Linked DNA regions of Mus musculus: region 2 is linked to region 1. A link is a loop called in an ENCODE intact Hi-C map of the cell type or tissue named here. Cell type or tissue: left cerebral cortex. All regions are shown on one strand. Each heading gives the region's core, and the rest is flanking DNA. Links, peaks and the distances in the headings are about the cores only.

Region 1 (2,918 bases), core at 234-2,733:
ACAGAACCTGCTGGCCACGAGGCCTAACTAGAAGAAGTTGGTCACAATAGGCAAGCCTATCAATGTTGTACCTGCCCTTGGTTCCCACCTTGTTCTTTATGCTTCCAGGACAGACACTACGAGAAGAGTTTTATCACATGCTCCGATGCTCTTGAACTCCATCACGCCTTTCCTACCACAAGGGATGAGGCTCTCTCTGAAACCATGAACCAACATAAATCTTGTCTCTGGTAAGTTGTTTCTGTCAGATATTATGGTCTCAGTGACACAAAAGTAACTGATGTGTTGGCCAAAAGAAGGGCTTTAGCTTCTGATTCCACACCCCCCCCCAAGTCCTAAGTATGGAACCCAGGAAGATCCATGCATGCTAAGCAATGGGTCTACTGCTCAACTGCATTCTCAACCCCCCCCACATTTTCTGATTTTATTCTCAGCCAAAGAAGCCACAGGTTTGGGGACAAATGATTGTACTGACAAAGCCATAACTCAGGAGAGGCATTTGGAAATGGTGAGATGAAGTCATTTTATGTCCTTCCTGTGGTGGCCCAAAGGTTTCTGAGAGACGCAAAGGGGGAAGCAAGGGGAAGATTCTTCACAGGCTTGGTTGGAAGCCCAGCTCTCTGATTGAATGCCTTTGTTGTTGTTGTTGTTGTTGTTGTGAGGAGAGGTCAGTGAGTAAAGGGCTTGACAAGGAGACTAATTTGGAATTGTCTTTTCCAATGGCAAGGGAAACATCGCATCTCTCGCCTTGTCCTGAAGCTGAGCTAGGCACGCTAGGAGACAAAGACACCACGTAAAAATTCCGTCTGCTCCTCTTGTGCTCATTTTTCCAGTTGGTTTTCACAGACATGTTGAAAATGTTAACCACTCACGGGATCTACCGATGTCTACTTCAGTGCTGATGGTGTCTGAGTCTTCACACATCCTAAAGAGCTGGAAGCCGCGAAGACAGAGGTAGGAAGCCAAACTGGGAGGGAGAGATGAGAGAGCAGAGTCCACAAACGTGGCTGTAATGAACTCTGTGCGAGGAAGCCAATGAAAACTTTGTTAGACCCAGATATAAATATTTTGCACCTTTCTGCCAGGCCCTGTGGTTTATCACAGGAAGCATGGCTTAGAAATTCATAGGCGAGGGTTGGAAATTGGAGAGGGTAACCTGGACCCTTTCCCATCCCCATAAGCAGTCACAGGTGTGGTTTTCACGAAACTGTATATTTAGGGATGAGGTGGGAGGGAGGGCGGCAGAAAATCTCGTGTTCTAAGCAAACTGTATTTGCATACACATTATGCGTGTTCTCAACACACACACACTTGTGCAGAGATGAGCAAATGTGTTCTGTGTTGGCAGATGCTGTACTGTATTTCCTTAAAGCAGTCACAGCAAAAGGGTTCCTTGTGCTGCCAAATCCAATCAACTTGTGGGAGCTTTCAGTAGAATTATGTGGAGAAGAATTCAGAGGTCATAGCTGGGTTCGTTTAACAGGTTTATCTTACCTGCTGGTTTGCTCCTTCCCTAGGCAAGATGAGATGTCTCACAGCATAGCATCCTATAGTCCAGACCTCCTGGACCCAAGCACTTCCTCAGCCTCAGCCTCAGCCTCCTGAATGGCTGGAAGTAGGGGTGTGCACCAGTGAGCCTACCTGTTAAAAATTTAAAAGTTTTAGTTACATATAGTCTGAGTGTGTGTGTGTGTGTGTGTGTGTGTGTGTGTGTTGACATGCACATGCCACCTCACAAATGTGGAAGTCATATGTGTGTTGGTTCTCTCCTTTTAGCATGTGGGTTCCACTGGTCAGCTTCAGGCCCTTAGCCTTACTGGCCAGTGCCTTCACCCACTCAACCTACTTACCTACTTATTGGTCTATTTAACCAACAAGTTGTTGGTTGTTTGTGCTCTATGGTGTTCCACATATAATAGCAGGGATACTACATGTTATGACCCCAAAATGACAGTCCCACAGAGTCTCACCCAACTGGTGTCCCCAGGACTGGATCAACTCAGCAGCCTCGTGAGTAAGATCTTGGGAAGCCGGACAGGTTTAGGAAATGATTTAGTAATCTTTATCTGCCAATTGGCATTATTGGCTGATATCAGAGACCAGCAAACTGTCAGGGAAGGTGACGTCAAGGTACAGGACAGCGTCTGTGCTTCCTATGTACTGACTCCAAGGGGCAGCCATTGAAAGCAGTCCCACTTTACAGGGACAACTGAGAGGGATCAGCAGGTAAAGTCATTTGTCCTACGAGCCTGAATATTGGGGTTTGACCCCTGGAGCCGTTTGGAGAGTGAGAGAACTGAGTCCTGAAATGAAAGTTGTCCTCTGACTTCTGCATAGATACCCTGGCACACACACACACACACACACACACACACACACACACACACACACACACACACTTAACCTCAGGCTTTTTCCACCCTCAGCCCAGTTCCGGAATAACAACCTAGTGGCTTATTATTTATTAATAAATGCCTAGGCCTTAAGCTAGGCTTGTTTCTATGACTAGCTCATAATTCACTTAACTCGTTAATACTATTCTATGCCTGCCACATGGCTGGTTACCTCTCCTCAGTTTCATACGACTGACTTCCCCTAGGTCTGGTGGCAAATCTCCCACACCTCACTATGTCTTAGAGTTCCTCTCTATCTCTGTGGATGCCCACCTTCTAATCCTGCCTCAGCTTATTAGCCATCGGATTTTTATTTTAACCAATCAGAAAGTGCCTTAGGCAATCAAGGAAGGACAGAGATACATCTTCACAGTGCATGTAAACATTATCCCTACACACACACACACACACACACACACACACACACACATACACACAGAGTATACACACATATAGCATCATTATTATCATGATAATATTAGCACATTTACAAAATAAAAACAGTATTCCTCCTTTGCCATATTA
Region 2 (2,918 bases), core at 301-2,800, 260 kb after region 1:
ACCCTGTCACTGACAGCACAATCCTGTTCTTTGTTGGGCTGCAAGTTTTACGATTTTTTTTTTTTTTGTCTTTGATGCTTTGTGACTTCACCGTGATGTCTGTTGAAGATTTCCTTTTATAAAACACTGCTAGAAATTCATGTTCCACATTTTTGCTCACGCTCTCCATTGTTTCTTCTCTGTTTTGTTTCTTTTTATTTTTCTGCTTGTCTTAGTTACTGTTCCACTGCCATGAAGAGACACCATGACCAAGGCAGCTCTTGTAAAAGAATGAATTTGACTGGCTTATAGTTTCAGAGGATTAAACCATTATCATCATGGCGGGAAGCAGACAGGCATGGCATGGACCAGTAGTGGAAAGCTTTACATCTTGATCCACAAGTTGCAAGTAGAGAAAGAGGCAGAGACAGAGAGACAGGGAGACAGAGAGATAGAGACAGACAGAGACAGACAGAGAAAGAGAGGAAGAGGGAAAGAGACTGGGCCTGGCATGAACTTTTGAAATGTCAAACCCCATCCCTAGTGACACACAAGGTCACACCTCCAAGTCATTCCCTAAATAACCCACCTATTAGGGACTAGACACCCAAATATATGGGCCTATGGGGGTGGGGGGCATTCTCATTCAAACCACCACACAGCTCTTTATCTCCTAATTCAAATTGTAACTTTCCTTTTTAAAAGTTCTCATAAATATTCTTTGGCTGCGTCTTTAAACCTTGATAAGCCATATTATTCTATATATAATGTTTTTTAATTTCAATAGTTCTATACACACACACACACACACCTTGGAAGCGGTATCTTTCTATGTAGCCATAGCTGTCCTGAACTTGCTATGTAGCCCTGGCTGGCCTTGAACTGACAGAGATCCAGCAGCCTCTGCCTCCTGGGTTTTGGGATCAAAGGCGTGTGCCACCATGCCCTGCGTGGTTTCTGACTTAAAGCTACATGGTATTTAGAAATGCGCTCTCTACTATATAAATAGAAAAGTTCTGCCTTTCTATCATTGGCCCTTATAATTCATTACATTATAGTTAGACTGTGGTCTTTGAAATTTATTGAGATGGATTTTAAAGCTCTATAATCAAACCCTGAAGTGAATTGCTGGCACAGATGCCAGGGCTGGAATGTAGTCCTCTGAAAGAGCACCAAGCAATTTTGACCATTGAGCCATTTCTCCAGCCCTGGGTCCAGGATTTTCTAATGCATTGAATTGATACATTGCTAGTGTGTGTGGAACTGTTGAAATCTTCCATGTCCTGTTGATTTTTAATACTTTGCCAATGATTAAGAAACGTGTATTCAAAGTGTTTCCCTAAGAAGGTGGTAGAATTGTCTACTTTTCTTAACGTTCCTGTCAGCTCTCTCGGAAGCACATCAAATCTCTGTTTTTGTATATGTACATTATTTCTTTCCTGTAACCTCAATCTTTTGACATTATGAACTGACCCTCTGTATATCTAGCGATGCCTTCTTCCGGAGATGTTAATAACACCCTATACCAGTCCCCAGCTTAGTCCTGCTTGGAATCCAGGTGTCTTGTGGAACCACACCCACACTCCCTTTTTGGCAGCGTGGAGCAGAAGAAATTTGAAAAGCTAGTAATTACATGAAGTCTCTTCGGGTCATTTCACTACGCTTGAGTAGTGCATTGTGGTTTCACTTGGACAAGAAAGCGTGTCCTGAGGGAGTCTCGTCGGCTTCAGTCACTGACCGGCAGACCTCTGGCAGCGAGCAACAGTGTTCATCGGCACCCTTGGGCGCTTCACTTGCTCACTGGTTCTAGTCCCTTCAGACCGTAGTTCTGCGACCTCTAGTGGCCGCTTCCTGCTCTACATTGTGACCCAAGATTGGCTTGGCCTGCAATCCTGAAATTCTCAGGGAGTTCTCTGCACCCTGGCTTAGACCTTGCCTGGCTTAGACCTTGCCTGGCGTCCCAAATATCTGGCGGAGACCCTAATTCGTGGGAACACAGAGAGCCGGTCTTCCTTGCCCTCTATTCACCGCGTGCCTTTCAGAAATCCCTTTATATCCCTGCCCATCACACTTAGCGGTCGGTACCCAGGCAGTCTTCCCGATCCGGGTTCTCCACAGCCTGGGTTACAATTTCTGTGTGGGTGTGACCATTGAGTCCTTTTATAGGATGGAAGAGACAGGCAAACACTCCCCTGTGCACAGGAATGAAATGCTGGGATCTCGGTTAAGAAGAGTTCTTAGCTTGCGTTCAGGAAGCCTTAGGTTCAAGCCCCAGTACTGCAGAAGCCTCACCCAGGGTGGTTTATAACCCAGGGTGGGGATTGAGGCTGGCGGAGCTGCGATTCAAGGTCATTATTCTGTGGCGATAGCTTTCTCAATAAAGCCCTTGGTATAGAAGCATGTGGACTCACGTTTGATAGCAGGAACCCACATTAAAAGCCAGATTGGTCGTATACATTTATAATACCGGCAGTGGGAAGTAGAACCAGATGGACCCTGGGACTCTGTGGCCATAGTCTAATTAATGGGCAAGACCCAAGGCCAGCTGAGAGACCTTGTCTCAAAAAATGAAAGTGGGAATTGAAAGTGGGGCGGAGGAGGGGGAAAGGAGTTGGAAAAGTGTTTGCCTAACGTGATAGAGCCCTGGGTTGGTTCCTCAGCGCCCAGCACCTAAAACCAGGAGTGGTCATACAGGTTTGCAATCACAGTGCTTGGAAAAAAAAGATCAGAAAGAGGATCAAAGTTCACGGCCTGAGGGCTGGAGAGATGGCTCAGTGGTCAAGAGCGCTGGCTGCTCTTCCAGAGAACCAGGGTTCGAGCCCAGCATCCACATGGCAACTCACAACCACGTGTAACTCCAGTCGCAGGAGCTCCGGCTCCCTCCTCTGACCTCTGAAGCCACTACACAGATGCCCAAGATTCCTGGACATACGTGAAGG

Evidence for each region. A loop is a pair of places that touch in the nucleus more often than their neighbours do. Peaks named below come from ENCODE experiments on the same cell type or tissue, not always from the same donor. Only the 100,000 strongest peaks of a DNase experiment are listed, where the experiment ranks them.
Region 2: a loop joins it to region 1, with 4 times the contacts of the local background. A loop is called at or near these places in 2 of 42 quality-filtered maps.

Annotation. Positions count from the first base shown.
Region 1 is chr13:43,843,690-43,846,607 of GRCm38, reverse strand. Gm33115 (a long non-coding RNA gene) reads right to left here. Exons shown (of 4, transcript XR_382268.4): 2 at 1,495-1,641; 3 at 873-1,019; 4 at 457-773. Among named protein-coding and RNA genes, the nearest start is that of Gm33115, 2.7 kb to the right of the region's middle. In left cerebral cortex, for the core only: no CTCF peak of the experiment used is centred there; a DNase peak (open chromatin) is centred at 1,283.
Region 2 is chr13:43,578,836-43,581,753 of GRCm38, reverse strand. No RefSeq gene overlaps it. Among named protein-coding and RNA genes, the nearest start is that of Mcur1, 20 kb to the right of the region's middle. In left cerebral cortex, for the core only: CTCF peaks have their summits at 1,641 and 1,841 (motif pointing left); a DNase peak (open chromatin) is centred at 1,863.